2 separate regions of the Homo sapiens genome follow, and region 2 is linked to region 1. Evidence: read pairs that join two places in POLR2A ChIA-PET (ENCODE). Cell type or tissue: K562. All regions are shown on one strand. Each heading gives the region's core, and the rest is flanking DNA. Links, peaks and the distances in the headings are about the cores only.

The links. ChIA-PET counts read pairs that join two places held together with the same protein. Peaks named below come from ENCODE experiments on the same cell type or tissue, not always from the same donor. Only the 100,000 strongest peaks of a DNase experiment are listed, where the experiment ranks them.
Region 2: POLR2A ChIA-PET joins it to region 1 with 5 read pairs; 9 of 35 experiments call an interaction of 5 or more read pairs at or near these places.

Annotation. Positions count from the first base shown.
Region 1 is chrX:48,937,120-48,945,056 of GRCh38, forward strand. OTUD5 (OTU deubiquitinase 5) reads right to left here. Exons shown (of 9, transcript NM_001136157.2): 2 at 7,071-7,164. Among named protein-coding and RNA genes, the nearest start is that of OTUD5, 17 kb to the right of the region's middle. RefSeq lists enhancers at 1-614, 1,496-1,995, 2,006-2,055, 3,186-3,445 and cis regulatory regions at 3,010-4,160, 3,335-3,835, 4,250-5,450, 4,589-5,125. In K562, for the core only: no CTCF peak of the experiment used is centred there; DNase peaks (open chromatin) are centred at 3,612 and 4,852; H3K4me3 peaks cover 184 bases.
Region 2 is chrX:49,092,208-49,100,144 of GRCh38, forward strand. It overlaps a transcript of WDR45 not described here. Among named protein-coding and RNA genes, the nearest start is that of WDR45, 16 kb to the left of the region's middle. In K562, for the core only: no CTCF peak of the experiment used is centred there; no DNase peak of the experiment used is centred there; H3K4me3 peaks cover 123 bases.

The sequences.
Region 1 (7,937 bases), core at 1,971-5,970:
GCCCCTTCACCAATGTAAACAAGGATGTGGGTTCTGCGGCCACACTCTCCCCCGCCCTCCCCAGCGGCATTTCCAGCAAGTCACATGTCCTGCGCACAGGCTGGGGGCCCCCTGCTGCTGCCTTTCTTAGAAGCCAGGACCACAGAGCCCGCACAGTGAGCTACTTGGGGAGCTATTTCTGTAGACTGAGCTTGGGGTACTGGGAGGCAGTGCTGTTGGCAGCTGCAGTAAACAGGAACAAAGATGAGAATGAAGGGGTTAAATAGGGGTTGGCTGGCCAGGCTCAGAGAGATAGGCTGAGGTGCTGGAGAAAGCCCATCTCCTATGGAAAGGTCAACGGTCATTTCCAGGCCTGGGAGTTCTATCTTCAAGAGCTAGATGCCAGATGCAGGAAAATGGGGAAAGAGAGGAGACTGTGGAACAGGGAAGGGATCTGGGGGAAAACCCCCTGAGGGTCCCATTTCTCTGCCACTGACCCCTTTGCCTGGCAGAAAGGCTCTGCTGCCTCCTAGCTGTGTAGCAATGGATAAGGCCTTTAACCTCTCTAAGCTGAAATGTCCTCATGCATAAGGTGGAGACAGTAACTCCTCTTCCATCTGCTGGGTGTTGTCAAAACTACACAGGAGGTTTGCCAAGCACCTAAGGCACAGTAGGTGGTCAAGAAACAGGAACACAATTTGTCATGACGACAATGATTCCTTCATATGCTAGTTACCCACGAGTCAGCCAGAATGTTGCCATAACCACTTATGAAGCCCTTCCTCATTTCTGTTGCAATTCCTCAGCCAGAGGAAAGCCCCAAATGCAGACCTAGGATGCATGTCCTCTCCTGGCTCTCTACCTTTAGCGAAACCAAAGGTCCACAAGTCTACCTCTAGGCCGTTAGTTCTAACAAAACTTCAGCAGTTAAATTAATATCGAATTAACAATACAGGCTTCATAAAACAGGGTCCTAAAGTATGGACGAGTTATGACACTTCTTTACTTATCTGTAAAATGTAAAATACCACCTTCTCTCCTCAATCCTATGATGGCACTGATAGGTGATATGGTATAACATGTACCTAATCACAGCTTTTGAGGGGGGAAACACACCACACTGATTATAAGGTATACCCTAAGTTTGGAATCATTAACGTGGAAGAAAATATACATCTCCAAACCAAGGAAAACAGCAATAGTACTACCCCAACAAGGGAGAATAGAAGGATTTCTCCAATAATATAAGGCAGGAAAAGCATCTAAGCACAGAGCTAAACACATAGGAAGTACTCAACAAGAATTCATTTTTGGCCAGGTGTGGTGGCTCACGCCTGTAATCCCAGCAATTTGGGAGGCCGACGCAGGTGGATCACCTGAGGTCAGGAGTTCAAGACCAGCCGAGCCAACATGGTGAAACCCTATCTCTACTAAAAATACAAAAAATTAGCCAGGCAGGGTGGTGGATGCCTGTAATCCCAGCTATTTGGGAGGCTGAGGCAGAAAAATCGCTTGAACCCGGGAGGTGGAGGTTGCAATGAGCCAAGATCACACCACTGCACTACAGCCTAGGCAACAAGAGCGAAACTCTGTCTCAAAAAAAAAAAAAAGAATTCGTTTTTCTGACTTTCCTAGCTCCACCTCTGTCCTCCAGAAAGCCCTCCTCTTCCCAGAAGGCTGGCACACAGGGCTGGGGGCCAGGCTTGACTTCCCTGTGGAGGGGTCTGAGGTTGGGGGGATGACCTGCAGAGGTAGGGGAATTCAGAGAACTTGTTTTGATAGAAACTGAAACTCCTCCTCTTGCTGACGCTGCACTTGTGGGCAATCTGCACCTGTTCTCCCCTCCCAGAGGCCAGCTGGAAGGGGGTCCCCCACCATTCTACCTCTGTTCCCATCTCAAACAGGGCTCAGAAATCCTCAGTACAATACTACAATTGGTCCCACACCAAAGACTTTTCACACTCCAACTCATTCTATCCTTACCAAAACACTCTTACTTTACCCAGGAGACACAGAAATGTGGCAAAGCTTGCCTGGGATCACAGATTTAGGGGGAGTGAAGGGGAGGCCAGGCTCTCAAAGGGTAACTGCTGGCCCCAGCTGATATTACCACCTTCACCCCAATCCAGCCACCATCTTAGTCACCTTACTCCCTGGGGCAGGACCTGATCTTGTGTGCCTCAGTTTCCACACCAGCACAAGCAGGAATCAGCTAGAACCCAGGAAAGGCATGGGAGAGGGCAGAGATTATAGATATCAGGGGCTGCATCTCTCCCTAGGGCCACAGAGGCCAATATGAACCTTACCCTCCCCATACACACCCCACTTCTTTCCTTTTTCTGGACACACAGAGACACCAGTATAGAAATGCACATGTGTATACACATACAGCAGAGACTGCCAAAGATGCTCCCTGAGGCCAAATGCTCACCCAACAAATCCCACAACAGAGAACTATCACATTCAATGAGTAGATGCCCTTGCCACTTCAGGAAAGACTGAAGATGTGAGGCTCTATAAACTGAGGGACCCCCTACCCCACCAACCTCCTTCCTGGCCTCTGGCAGGGTAGGTGGAGGGCAGGGGAAATAACCAAGAGCTCTAACAGACTAGCCTCAACCTCTCTCCTCTGTTGCCCGGGGGAAGTCCTTATGTAACTAATGTAATGTAACCAATAATGTACCCAGATTTATGTTAAGAAGCAAGACATGAGAGCCTGGATTATCTTCCTATAGGGTCCTACCATTTGCTTTAGAGACATCTGAGAACTGCCTACTCCCCAGGTAGCTGCCTGCCTCCCAGAAGAGCCACAGCAAGTTCCGCTAAGGGCAAAAAAGGAAGCTAGGTGTCTACAGGGAACCTAAAAACAAACCACACTAACGTGTGTACACACAGCTGCAGAGGGAGACAGGGACCTGGTCTGCTCCCCACTACCCTCCTGGTCCAGTGGGAACCCTGGCCCCACTGAGAACCAATCTCCTGAGGAGATGAGCCAGGACAAAGGTCTCACTTGCCTGTCAAGCAGCTGTGGTGTGACCTGGTCTGTAGCCCCAACTACCCCAACTAGCATACCCTCAGTGGGAGAGACAGAACTCATCCCACTGGATAGTCTGGTTCCTGAGATGTGTGCTCCTCTGCTCAAGGATTCCCACTGCAAGGATGAGAAACCTGAAGGATACACGGGAGAGGCTGAAGGAAGCTGGTGTACAGGAAATGGCCCGTGGGAATCTTCTTTCTGTGGCCTGGTTCAACCTCAAATACCAATGTTCTGACACTGGTTGTATGACCTAGATAGGGTAGGGTCTTGGCTTTCTCTTGAGGCCTCAGTTTCCCCATTTATAAAACAATCAAAATTGATCTCAGATCCATCCCTCCTAGTGCTGATGTTCCAAGACCAAAAGGCCCAGAAGAGTGGGCCTAGCTAATGTTTCTGGGCCTCATCGTGGTAACATGCACAGCCCTTGCCACTCCCCCATGGCCCATGTAGAAACAACCATGTGGCCTTCACTCTGCCCACAGAAGCTAGCACCAGGACCCTGGTCAGGGTTAGAGGTTTCTGCTGAGTCAAAGCCACATGGAGGGAGGGAGCAAGGGAGAGATGCAGAGTCATGTTTCCAGGAGGAGGTTATCTGAGCATAACAGGGACAGGGTGGGCCACAGGATACCTCTGAGGCTCAGGTTCCCACCTCCACTCCACCCAAGCCTTCAATGATGCTCATGAATCCCCAATAAGAGGAGGTGGGAGAGAACTGAGCGCAAGCAATGGATATTGCTTAACTCAGGGGAACCAATGGCAGGCAGGCAGCTACCTGGGGAGTAGGCAATTCTCAGAAGTCTCTAAAGCAAATGGTAGGACCCTATAGGAAGATAATCCAGGGGAACAGAAGGCAGAAAGCCACCTGCCTCAAGACTCCCAACAACAGAGGGCCACGTGCTCCTACTTGGAGGAGGTAAGGTCCAGAGAAGTCAAGGAACACAGCCAAGGTCATCCAGCCAGTTGACAACCAAGCTAAGAAGCTAAGGATCCTAGGATCATAAAAAGAATGTGTCCTGGCCGGATGCGGTGGCTCATGCCTATAATCCCAACACTTTGGGAGGCCAAAGCGGGTGGATCACAAAGTCAGGAGTTTGAGACCAGCCTGACCAACATGGTGAAACCCCATCTCTGCTAAAAACACAAAAATTAACCAGGTGTGGTGGTGCACGCCTGTAATCCTAGCTACTCAGGAGGCTGAGGCAGAAGAATCACTTGAACCCGGGAGGCAGAGGTTGCAGTGAGCCGAGATCACGCCACTGCACATTCCAGCCTGGGCGACAGAGGGAGACTCCATCTCAAAAAAAAAAAAAAAAAAAAAAAAAAAAAAAAAAAAAAGAATGCGTGTCCTTTGGACACCTCTGGGTTCCCAGGCCAGCTCTGGCTAATGGCCCTGAGCATGTCATTTCCCTTTCTATGCTTCAATCTTTTCACCTGTCTCATGGGATAATGATCCAAGTTTTGCAGTGAGCCTGAAGCACCCAGCTGAATGCCTAGCACACAGCAGGGGTCAAGGAAACAGTGCCCTCTATGTTTGCAGCCCCCGCCCAACTCCAACTCTCTGCTCCACGTTCCTTCCACTATTCAACACATGGCAGGAAGTCAGCCTGTAGGGCTTCACACTACAGTCTAAGCTGACTGCCATCTGTCCCCATCCAGGCGAGGCTGGAAACGGGGGCAGCAAAAAGCCCAGGGACAAAGTCCCCTTCCCAGGCACATGTATTATGCACTCTGCACCAAGGAAACCTCCAGATAAGGTCTAGAGACCAAGGGCCATGTACTTCGGGGGAGAGGCCAGAGGACTTCTGAGGTTTTACAGAGAAAAGCCAAAGGCAGCCCAGTCAGGGGAAATGTGTAGCCATAGTGCCGATAAGGAAAGGCCTTCAACCTGCCCTGGTCAGCTCTTCCTGTAAGTAGAGGCCCCTTACTGAAGGCCCCAGTGGGAGGAAGGGTCGGGAGTATTTGGGGAGAACAGCTAGATACATATAGACACACACACACACACAAATACTGCTCTTGATACGAGTTACTACAACAAGCCAGGTCCTCACTAGCTAGCCCCAAGGGTCGGGGGTATTTGGGGAGAACAGCTAGCTAGATACACACACACATACACACACACACACACACACACACACACACACACACAGAGAACAGCTAGCTAGATACACACACACACACACACACACACACACACACACACACGGCTCTTGATATGAGTTACTACACAAGCCAGGTCCTCACTAGCCAGTCCCAAGGCTTACCCTCAATGACTGCCCAAGACTCAGATGCCCGCTGCATTCTCTAATCCTAACTCCACCAGAAGCCCTGCTTACCCCACATCTAGCCTGAGGTCTCAACACAGGGCCTAGCACCTAACAGGCCCCCACCTATTCTTTCTTTGCCTTTCTTTTGTCCAAGATGCCCCGAAACCCAGCTCTTCCTCTGGGAAACATCCCAGGGAAAACACAAACTTGAGCCAGAGGGGTAGGAGGGATAAGTTTTTTCCCAGTCCAATAGAGCCCATTGCCTGAGCCTCTTCTGCTTGGCAGAATAGAGAGGAGACCATTCACTCCACCCTTTCAACAAACACATGTGACTCTGAGGCACCAGTGAAAATGGCATCTGGGTTTTACAAATGCTACTGTTCCATGAGGGTCTACTATATGTGTCAGGCACTAAAGGGATTTACCAAAGCAACTTCATTAAATCGTTACAGCATTAGGGTCTTTTAGCCCCATTTTACAGATGAGGAAACAGCCTCAGGAAAGAAGAGCTGCTTGCCTAAGGTCATACCAAGAATCAGTTGTGCAGCCAGGGATGGAGCCTAAAACACCCCAGCCCACCAGTAGACATGGGGGGTACCCACAGACGGAGAGAATAGCAGACCAAGAAGGAACTCAAAGAGGCATTGAGAATCAACACCATTTCACAGACGGGAAGACCAAGGCCAAGTGTCACAGCAGTTATGAGTCAGGGCCAGAACTAGAAGGTAGGTCTTCTGACTCCCAGCTCAAAGCTCCTATCAGAGGGCACTTTTCCTTGGTAGATATCAGAGAACCACAGGGAGGATCAGGTCACATTCCCAGCTTCCCCTTCACCCTAGCACAGGACCTCACAACTACTTGTTGGGTCACAGATTCAGAGCCAAAATGGCCTCAAAGATCTAACTCAGACTGGATAACAGATGGTATTAAGGCATTATTAATTCTGTTAGGTGCAGTAATGGCATTTTGATTATGTTAAAAAGAAGAGAGTAAGTCTGTATCTGTCAGAGAAACATACAGAAATATTTATGAATGAAATGATCCAATGTCGGGGTTTTGCTTTAAAAATACTCTTCTTTCAGGGGAGTGAGAAAGAGTGGGCGGGATAGTGATGAAACAAGGCTGGCCACGTATTGACTATTTTGAAGCTGGATGATGGGTACATGAGGGTTCATCATTCTCTCTACTTTTATATAAGTTGAAAAAAAATTCTATGATATAAGAAATTTGTAAAGATCTAGTCTGATAGCCCCCATACACACAGATTGAGGAACAGAGACCCGCAACACACCAGAGATGGGATCTGGGTATAAACCTAGGGGTCATACAGCCCAGGGTGGCAGCAGTATGCTATGGTTAAGAGCATGGGCCTCAGACTAATCTAACCCAGACACTGAATCCCAACTCTACCACTTATTATTTCACTCCAGACAAGTCACCCACCATCTCTGAGCCACTTTTCTCATCTGACAAATGGAAGCAACAGTAGTCCCTACACTCACCTAGCTTAGAGGGGAATCAAAGAGGTTTCCTGTAGCACCTGACAATGTGTCCCAAAGGATATTATTTTCTTTATCATTCTTCTTGCTGTTATTATGCATATTAATCTTGCACCACTACAATGTCTCAAGACCCACGGCTAGAGGTCAGATACCAACTTGAGGCTGGAGCCTAGAGTCCCTAAAAGATTAGCTAGCTCTGCCTCAACCCTGTCTCAGGGGCTATTCCTGATAACTGGGACACAGCTTAGGGGCAGCCCTAGGCCCTTAAGGACTAAGGCAGAGACTCACCTACAGCCCGGAAGAGACAGGCGCCATCCTCCTTCATCTGCTTGATGATGAAGCCCTTCTTGTCTCGTAGGGCCTTTTCAAACCAATGCTCCTGCTGGAGGGAAGAGGTGGGGGTCAGCAACAGGGAAAACCTGTACTCCCTCCCCAGGGCCCCGACCTCAAGCTCCCGAGAGGCCTAGATCATTGACAGAGAGGACGCTGGCCAAGGTAAAGTTCTCAGCCCTGTTTGACCACTCCATGCATGTGAAGTAGGAGACTCTTTTAGGGAATTAGTTGCTGAGTGAAACTAAGACTTACTTCCAAAAGGGTCCTAGGTGCCCTGAGAACAGTGGCCCCATATGCCTTATGGCTTCTGTTGACCTTGCAGGGCCTGGCCCAGGGAGCCACACTGCCTCAGGCAGCCAGAGACTCAGACCCAGCAAGTGCCTGGGTGGAGAATGTGGCTCTACCTCAAGGAGTTTCATCTAGGAAAGGTGGTGAAGAGGGGGTAACTAGCAAGAGCCTAGATCCTGAACCTGACAAAGGGCTAGAGGATTCCAAGATATGCTGTAGGCCGGGCATGGTGGCTCACACCTGTAATCCCAGCACTTTGGGAGGCCAAGGTGGGTGGATCACCTGAGGTCGGGAGTTCGAGACCAGCCTGACCAACATGGAGAAACCCCGTCTCTAATAAAAATACAAAAGTAGTCAGGCGTGGTGGTGCATGCCTGTAATCCCAGCTACATGGGAGGCTTAGGCAGGAGAATCGTTCGAACCCAGGAGGTAAGAGGTTGCGGTGAGCTAAGATCACCCCATTGCGTTCCAGCCTGGGCAACAAGAGCGAAACTCTGTCTCAAAAAAAAAAAAAAGAGATATACTCTAGAAGGC
Region 2 (7,937 bases), core at 2,872-6,871, 160 kb after region 1:
ATGCTATAGTAACAAAGCAGATCCGTGGTTGCTTGGGGATGAGGTGGGGCAGTTAGGAAGGGAATTACAAAGGGGCATGAGGAAACTTGGAGATGATGATATGTCCACTATCTTGATTATGGTGATGGTTTCATGAGTGTATGCATATGTTATTTTTTTTCAAAACAAATACCTAACACTTCTGTTTCTTGGACCAATTTTTTTTTTAACTTGCCCTGCCCCCACCACCTGCTTGGACCAAAATATAATACCTATTTATGTCCTAAAAAAATAGTAGCAGTTTAGAAAATCGACAACACATAGATAGAAAAAAAAATTGTTAAATAACTACAATTGCTTATTAATGGATGCATGTTTGTTAGACTCTGCACACCTTCCCAAACCTTAATCAGATTGTCTGATATCACCTAAATCACTTTATCCATGCTGATTTTTGTCAGGTGTTTGCTTTTTATCACAGAAACTGCTGTAAACCCAGCTTTGCAAAAAGATGTCATTGAAAGAAAAGTAGTTCAATGTAACTTTGAAACTTTGAACTCCCTTGAATAGTTTATGAGGTATCTGACATGTTGAGTACCCATATATTTCCCTCAAACAATTTAAAGCATCTTACAGCGTCCCTGAGAATTCACTATGGCACTCTGAGGTGCCTCAACACAGTTTGGGAACTGCAATCCTAACTCACGCAGGTCTGTGTTTCCTCATTCTGTTTCTTTTCACTTAGTATTATGGTTTTTTTGTTTTGTTTTTTAGAGGGAGTCTCTGTCACCCAGGCTGGAGTGCAGTGGCGCCATCTCGGCTCACTGCAACCTCCGCCTCCTGGGTTCAAGCCATTCTCCTGCCTCAGCCTCCCAAGTAGCTGGGATTACAGGTGCCCACCACCATGCCTGGCTAATTTTTGTATTAGAGACGGGGTTTCACCATGTTGGCCAGGATGGTCTCGATCTGACCTCGGCCTCCCAAAGTGCTGGGATTACAGGTGTGAGCCACTGTGCCTGGCCAGTATTATGTTTTTAAGCTGGATACTTTGTTTTCTTTTAATAGAGATGGGGTCTTGAGGTCTCACTATGTTGCCCAGGCTATATTTTTTTTGAGACGGAACTTTGCTCTTGTCACCCAGGCTGGAGTGCAATGGCACGACCTCAGCTCACTGCAACCTCCACCTCCTGGGTTCAAGCAATTCTCTTCCCTGGGATTACAGGCTTGAGCCGCTGAGCCCGGCCAGCCCAGGCTAATCTTGAACCACTGGGCTCAAGTAATCTTCCTGTCTCAGTCTTCCAGAGTGCTAGGATTACAAGCGTGAGCCACCACAATCAGCCTTCTTTTTTTTTTTTTTTTTTAATGAGTCAGGGTCTCCCTCTGTCACCCACACTGGAGTGCAGTGGTGTGATCATAGTTCACTGCAGCCTGCAGCCTCGAACTCCTGGGCTCAGGCAATACTCCCACTTCAGCCTCCCAAGTAGCTGGGACTACAGGCACACTTCACCATGCCCAGCTTTTTAAAACATATTTTTTGTGAAGATGCGGTCTCATTATGTTGGCCAGGCTGGTCTCAAACTGCCGGACTCAAGTGATTCTCCCACCTTGTTCCCCAAAGTGCTGGGATTACAGGTGTGACCCACCTTGCCTGGCCCGGGGTGTCTTTTTTTTCTGAGATGGAGTCTCACTCTATCGCCCAAGCTGGAGTGCAGTGGTGTGATCTCAGCTCACTGCAACCTCCACCTCCTGGGTTCAAGCGATTCTCCTGCCTCAGCATCCCCAGTAGCTGGAATTACAGGCACACACCACCATGCCTGGCTATTTTCTGTATTTTTAGTAGACACAAGGTTTCACCATGTTGGCCAGGCTGGTCTCATAGGGTGTCTTTAACTAGCATGGAACCCACAAGGTCCACTCATTCATTTTTGTATTACCTCCCAGGCTCAGCATGGTGCCTGAACCTCTATAAGGAGGCAATGTGTGTTAAGAGAGACAGGAGGGGTCAGGTGCGGTGGCTCACACCTGTAATCCCAGCACTATGGGAGGCCAAGGCAGGCAGATCACTTGAGGCCAGGAGTTCGAGACCAGCCTGGCCAACATGGCAAAATCCCGTCTTTACTAAAATTGCAAAAATTAGCCATGCGTGGTGGTGTACGCCTGTAATCCCAGCTATTTAGGAGGCTGAGACATGAGAATTGCTTGAACCCGGGAGTTTGAGGTTGCAGTGAGCTGAGATCGCCCCACTGCACTCCAGCCTGGGTGAAAAAATAAGACTGTCTCAAAGAAAAAAAATTTTTTTTTTTGTAGAGACGGGGTTTCCCCACGTTGCCCAGGCTATAACTGTACTTTAAAAGACACAATACTCTAGAGATGTCATTACAGTTAGTAGATTATTATCTTAATTGACCCTAAATTCGCTATTTTGGAGCTAAGCAACCAATTACGGCCTGGTGGTATATTCACCTGCTCCTTAGATGGAGGTTCTGTGAAGGCAGCAGCTCTGTCCATGTTGTTTACTGTAGGGCTGAACACTGACCTTGAGACATAGTTGGCACTCAAAATTATATGTTGAATGACAGAATTTTGATTAGGTGGATCTAACGCATTTGAAATAATTCATAGGGCTGGGCACGGTGGCTCAAGCCTGCAATCCCAGCACTTTGGGAGGTGGAGGCAGGCAGATCGCCTGAGGTCAGGTGTGCAAGACCAGCTTGGCCCCAGCCTCCCTAGTAGCTGGGATTACAGGCATGCACCACCACGCCTGGCTAATTTTGTATTTTTAGTAGAGATGGAGTTTCTCCATGTTGGTCAGGCTGGTCTCAAACTCCCGACCTCAGGTGATCTGCCTGCCTTGGCCTCCCAAAGTGCTGGGATTATAGGCATGAGCCACCGAGCCCGACCATCCTGGACATCTCTTAACCCAGCTTTCCCTCTGCAAAGGGAGCATGCATTTCAGTGAAAGTTTAGAAGAATTACAGTGATATCACTTTCATGAATCAAAATTGGCTACTTGACTTCAGTAATTTGTGAAAATTACTGTTGCGGCTGGGCATGGTGCCTCACACCTGTAATCCCAGCACTTTGGGAGGACAAGGTGGGAGGATTGCTTGAGCCCAGGAGTTCGAGACTGGCCTGAGCAACATGGCAAAATTCCATCTCTACAGAAAATACAGGCTGGGCACGGTGGCTCACACCTGTAATCCCAGAACTTTGGGAGGCCAAGGCGGGCGAGCCTCCTGAGTAGCTGAGACTATAGGTTCACACCACTACATCCGGCTAATTTTTTTTTTTTGAGATGGAGTCTTGCTCTGTTGTCCAGGCTGGAGTGCAGTGGCACGATCTCGGCTCACTGCAACTTCTTCCTCCCAGGTTCACGCCATTCTCCTGCCTCAGCCTCCCGAGTAGCTGGGACTACAGGCGCCCGCCACCACGCCCAGCTAATTTTTTGTATTTTTAGTAGAGACGGGGTTTCACCATGTTAGCCAGGATGGTCTCGATCTCCTGACCTCATGATCCGCCCACCTTGGCCTCCAAAAGTGCTGGGATTACAGGTGTGAGCCACCGTGCCCGGCCTTTTTTTTTTTTTTTTTTTTTTTTGAGGCGGCATCTCGCTGTCACCCAGGCTAGAGTGCAATGGCGTGATCTGGGCTCACTGCAACCTCCGCCTCCCGGGTTCAAGCAATTCTCTGCCTCAGCCTCCTGAGTAGCTAGAATTACAGGCGCCAGCTGCCAAGCCTGGCTATTGTTTTTGTATTTTTTTTTTTAGTAGAGATAGGGTTTCAATAAGTTGGCCAGGCTGGTCTTGAATTCCTGACCTTGTGATCCACCCACCTCGGCCTCCCAAAGTGCTGGGATTACAGGCATGAGCCACCCTGCCCGGCCAAGTTTTACATTATTAAGCTATCCATGTTCTCTTGGGAACTGAACTTTTTTTCCTCTTGATGCTCTGGATTTGACATTGCACTTGACTTTTTATGTAGTAACTGACATGTGCCAGAGTTGGCATCTTCCCCCAAGTCCAAGCATCATGAGTAACTCTTGCTTATCTCTCTCTCTCTCTTTTTTGAGACAGGTTTTGCTGTCACCTAGGCCGCAGTGCAGTGGCGTAATCATGGCTCATTGCAGTCTCAACCTCCTGAGCTCACTCAATCCTCCCACCTCAGCCTCCCATGTAGCTGAGACTACAGGCACGCACCACCACACCCAGCTAAATTTGTTTATTTTTGTAGAGACTAGATCTCACTATGTTGCCCAGGCTGGTCTTGAACTCTGGAGCTCAAGCGATCCTCCTGTCTCAGCCTCCCAAAATGTTGGCATTATAGGCGTGAGCCACTGCACCCTGCCTTGCTTATCTTTATAGATTCAAATGGTAGGCATTTCCCATCACCTAATTCCTTTTTTTGTTATTGTTGAATAGGGTCTTGCTCTGTTGCCCAGGCTAGAGGGCAGTGGCCCAATCACAGCTCACTGCAGCTTCAATCTTTTGGACTCAAGTAATCCTCCTGCCTCAGCCTCACAAAGTGCTGGGATTACAGGCATGAGCCACCAGGCTTGGCAAGTGATGACATTTTTTATTTTTATTTTTTGAGACTGAGTTTCGCTCTGTCGCCAGGCTGGAGTGCAGTGGCACAATATCGGCTCACTACAACCTCCGCTTCCTGGGTTCAAGCGATTCTCCTGCCTCAGCCTCTCAAGTAGCTGGGACTACAGGTGCACACCACCATGCTCGGCTAATAAGAGATGGGGTTCCACCATGTTGGCCAGGATGGTCTCCATCTCTTGACCTCGTGATCCGCCCACCTCGGTCTCCCAATGTGCTGGGATTACAGGTGTGAGTTACTGCGCCTGGCCAGCAAATGATGAAATTCTTATAATTTAAATGGCTACAGACTTAAAAGGCAAGCTATATACATTGAAGCACTTTTTTTTTTTAGCATTTGTACTTTTCAAATAGACCCATTCTTTTATTAATAAGCTAAAGATTTTCTTTTCCTCCCCCATCTTCTTTATTTGTAAATACTTTTGGGTGTGTTTCTTTTAGTTAAGTATGCACAACAGATAAGAAAGGGTGTGTTTCTGTTATTTATTTGAGATGGAGTTTCACTTTTGTCGCCCAGGCGCCCACCACTAGCCCCAGCTAATTGTTTTTTTTTTTTTTTGAGACAGAGTCTCGCTCTGTCGCCAGGCTGGAGTGTGGTGGCGTGATCTGGGCTCACTGTAGCCTTCACCTCCTGGTTTTAAGCGATTCTCCTGTCTCAGCCTCCCGAGTAGCTGGGACTACAGGCACGTGCCACCATGCCCAGCTCATTTTTTGTATTTTTAGTAGAGATGGGGTTTCACAATGTTGGTTAGGATGGTCTTGAACTCCTGACCTCAGGTGATCTGCCCGCCTCGGCCTCCCAAAGTGCTGGGATTACAGGCATGAGCCACCGCGCCTGGCCTCCCCCAGCTAATTTTTGTATTATTATTATTATTATTTTTTTTTTTGAGATGGAATTTTGCTCCTGTTGCCCAGGCTGGAGTACAATGGCGCAATCTCGGCTCACTGCAACCTCTGCCTCCCAGGTTCAAGCGATTCTCCTGTCTCGGCCTCCAGAGTAGTTGGGATTACAGGCGTTAGCCACCACACCTGGCTTATTTTTTGTATTTTTAGTAGAGATGGGGTTTCACCATGTTGGTCAGGCCGGTCTTGAACTCCTGACCTCAGGTGATCCACCTGCCTTGGCCTCCCAAAGTGCTGGGATTACAGGCACGAGCCACTGTGCCCGGCCTATTTATTTATTTTTTGAGATGAGGTCTCTGTTGCCCAGGCTGGAGTGCCGTGGTGTGATCATGGCTCACTGCGGCCTCTAATTGCAAGGCTTAAGTGATCCTCCCACATCAGCCTCCTGAGTAGCTGGGACCACAAGTGTGTACCACCAAACTGGGCTAATTTTTTGTAATTTTTGTAGAGACGGTGTCTCACATTGCCCAGACTGGTCTCAAACTCCTGGCCTCAAGTACTCTCTCTTTAAAAAAGATAATACTGCAGGGCATGGAGGCTCATGCCTGTAATCCCAGCACTTTGGGAGGCTGAGGTGGGCGGATCACTTGAGGTCAGGAGTTTGAGACCAGCCTGACCAACATGGCAAAACCTGGTCTCTACTAAAAATACAAAAATTAGCCAGGAGTGGTGGCGAGCACCTGTAAATCCCATCTACTCGGGAGGCTAAGGTGCGGGAATTGCTTGAACCTGGGAGGCGGAGGTTGCAGTGAGTCAAGACCGTGCCACTAAACTCCAGCCTGGACAACAGAAGGAGAACCTATCTTAAAAAAAAAAAGAAAAAAAAAAGGTAATAAAGGCTGGGTGCAGTGGCTCATGCCTGTAATTCCAGCACTTTGGGAGTCTGAGGCAGGAGGATTGCCTGAACGCAGAAATTTGAGACCAGCAGGGCAACATTGTGAGACCTCATCTCTACAAAAAGTAAAAAATTAGCCAGGTGTAGCGTGGCGCACCTGTACTCCAAGCTACTTGGGGGGCTGAGGTGGGAGGATGGCTTGAGCACAGGCTGTCCAGACTGCAGTGAGCCATGACTTCACCATTATACTCCAGCCTGGGTGACAAAGAAATACCCTGTCTCTACCCCCCCACCAAAAAATGAGTTAATATAGCTTATTGTATGTTTGGTTATACTGTAATCTTTAGAACAAAATCCCAAACAAAAACAATGCACCCCTCACTTCCTATGGCATCTGAGTGGCGAAACTGAAGTATATACAAAGTATTATATGAAACGGAAGTATATACAAAGTATTATACAAAAGTGAAGTATACATGTTACAAAGCCAGCCACTCTCAGAAACATCCAGAGGAGGGGCCTGGCACAGTGGCTCATGCCAGTAATCGCAGCACTTTGGGAGGCCCAGGTGGGTGGATTACCTGAGGTCAGGTGTTTGAGACCATCCTGGCCAACATGGTGAAACCCCATCCCTACTAAAAATACAAAAATTAGCTGGGCGTGGTGGTGCGTGCCTGTAGTCCCAGCTACTCGGGAAGCTGAGGCAGGAGAATCGCTTGAACCCGGGAGGCAGAGGTTGCAGTGAGCCGAGATCACACCACTGCACTCCTGCATGGCAACAGAGTGAGACTCCATTTCAAAAAAAAAAAATCCAGAGGTGACTAATTGCCCGGACTTCAACTGAACCTTTGAAGAGTGCTACCCAGTACTCCAGTTCCCACACACTCACAGTTAAAATAGCAACCTTTTTCCTCATTCCTGAGAAAAGAGGGATAAAATAACAATCTAAGAGAAAAGGAAAGAACAATGTTTCTGGGGCGGGCGTAGTGGCTTATGCCTGTAATCCCAGCACTTTGGGAGGCTGAGGCAGGCGGATCACGAGGTCAGGAGATCGAGACCATCCTGGCTAACACGGTGAAACCCTGTCTCTACTAAAAATACAAAAAATTAACCGGGCGTGGTGGCGGGCGCCTGTAGTCCCAGCTACTCAGGAGGCTGAGGCAGGAGAATGGCGTGAACCCGGAAGGTGGAGCTTGCAGTGAGTCGAGATCGCGCCACTGCACTCTAGCCTGGGCGACAGAGCGAGACTATGTCTCAAAAAAAAAAAAACAAAAAAAAACAAAAAAAAACACACAGTGTTTCTTGGGACCAGACCTGATATCAACGTTGTTTCTTGGGACCAGACCTGATATCAACGTTGTTTCTTGGGACCAGACCTGATATCAAGGTTGGCTGTTTTCAGCAGTGGAGGCAGCACTACGCTATTGGAGTTTCTAAGCTAATTAAGGGAATTTTTTCCCACTTAGTGAAAGCTGGGGCCTCAGGGCTCAGGCTTCCTAACATTTTGGGCACCCAGTTAAAAGATCAACAGTCCCCTGTCCCTTCAGCATGTGACTCACCCCAGGGCAATGAACTGGGCCCACGGCTCCATCTGCATCTATATCCCTGTAAATCATGGAT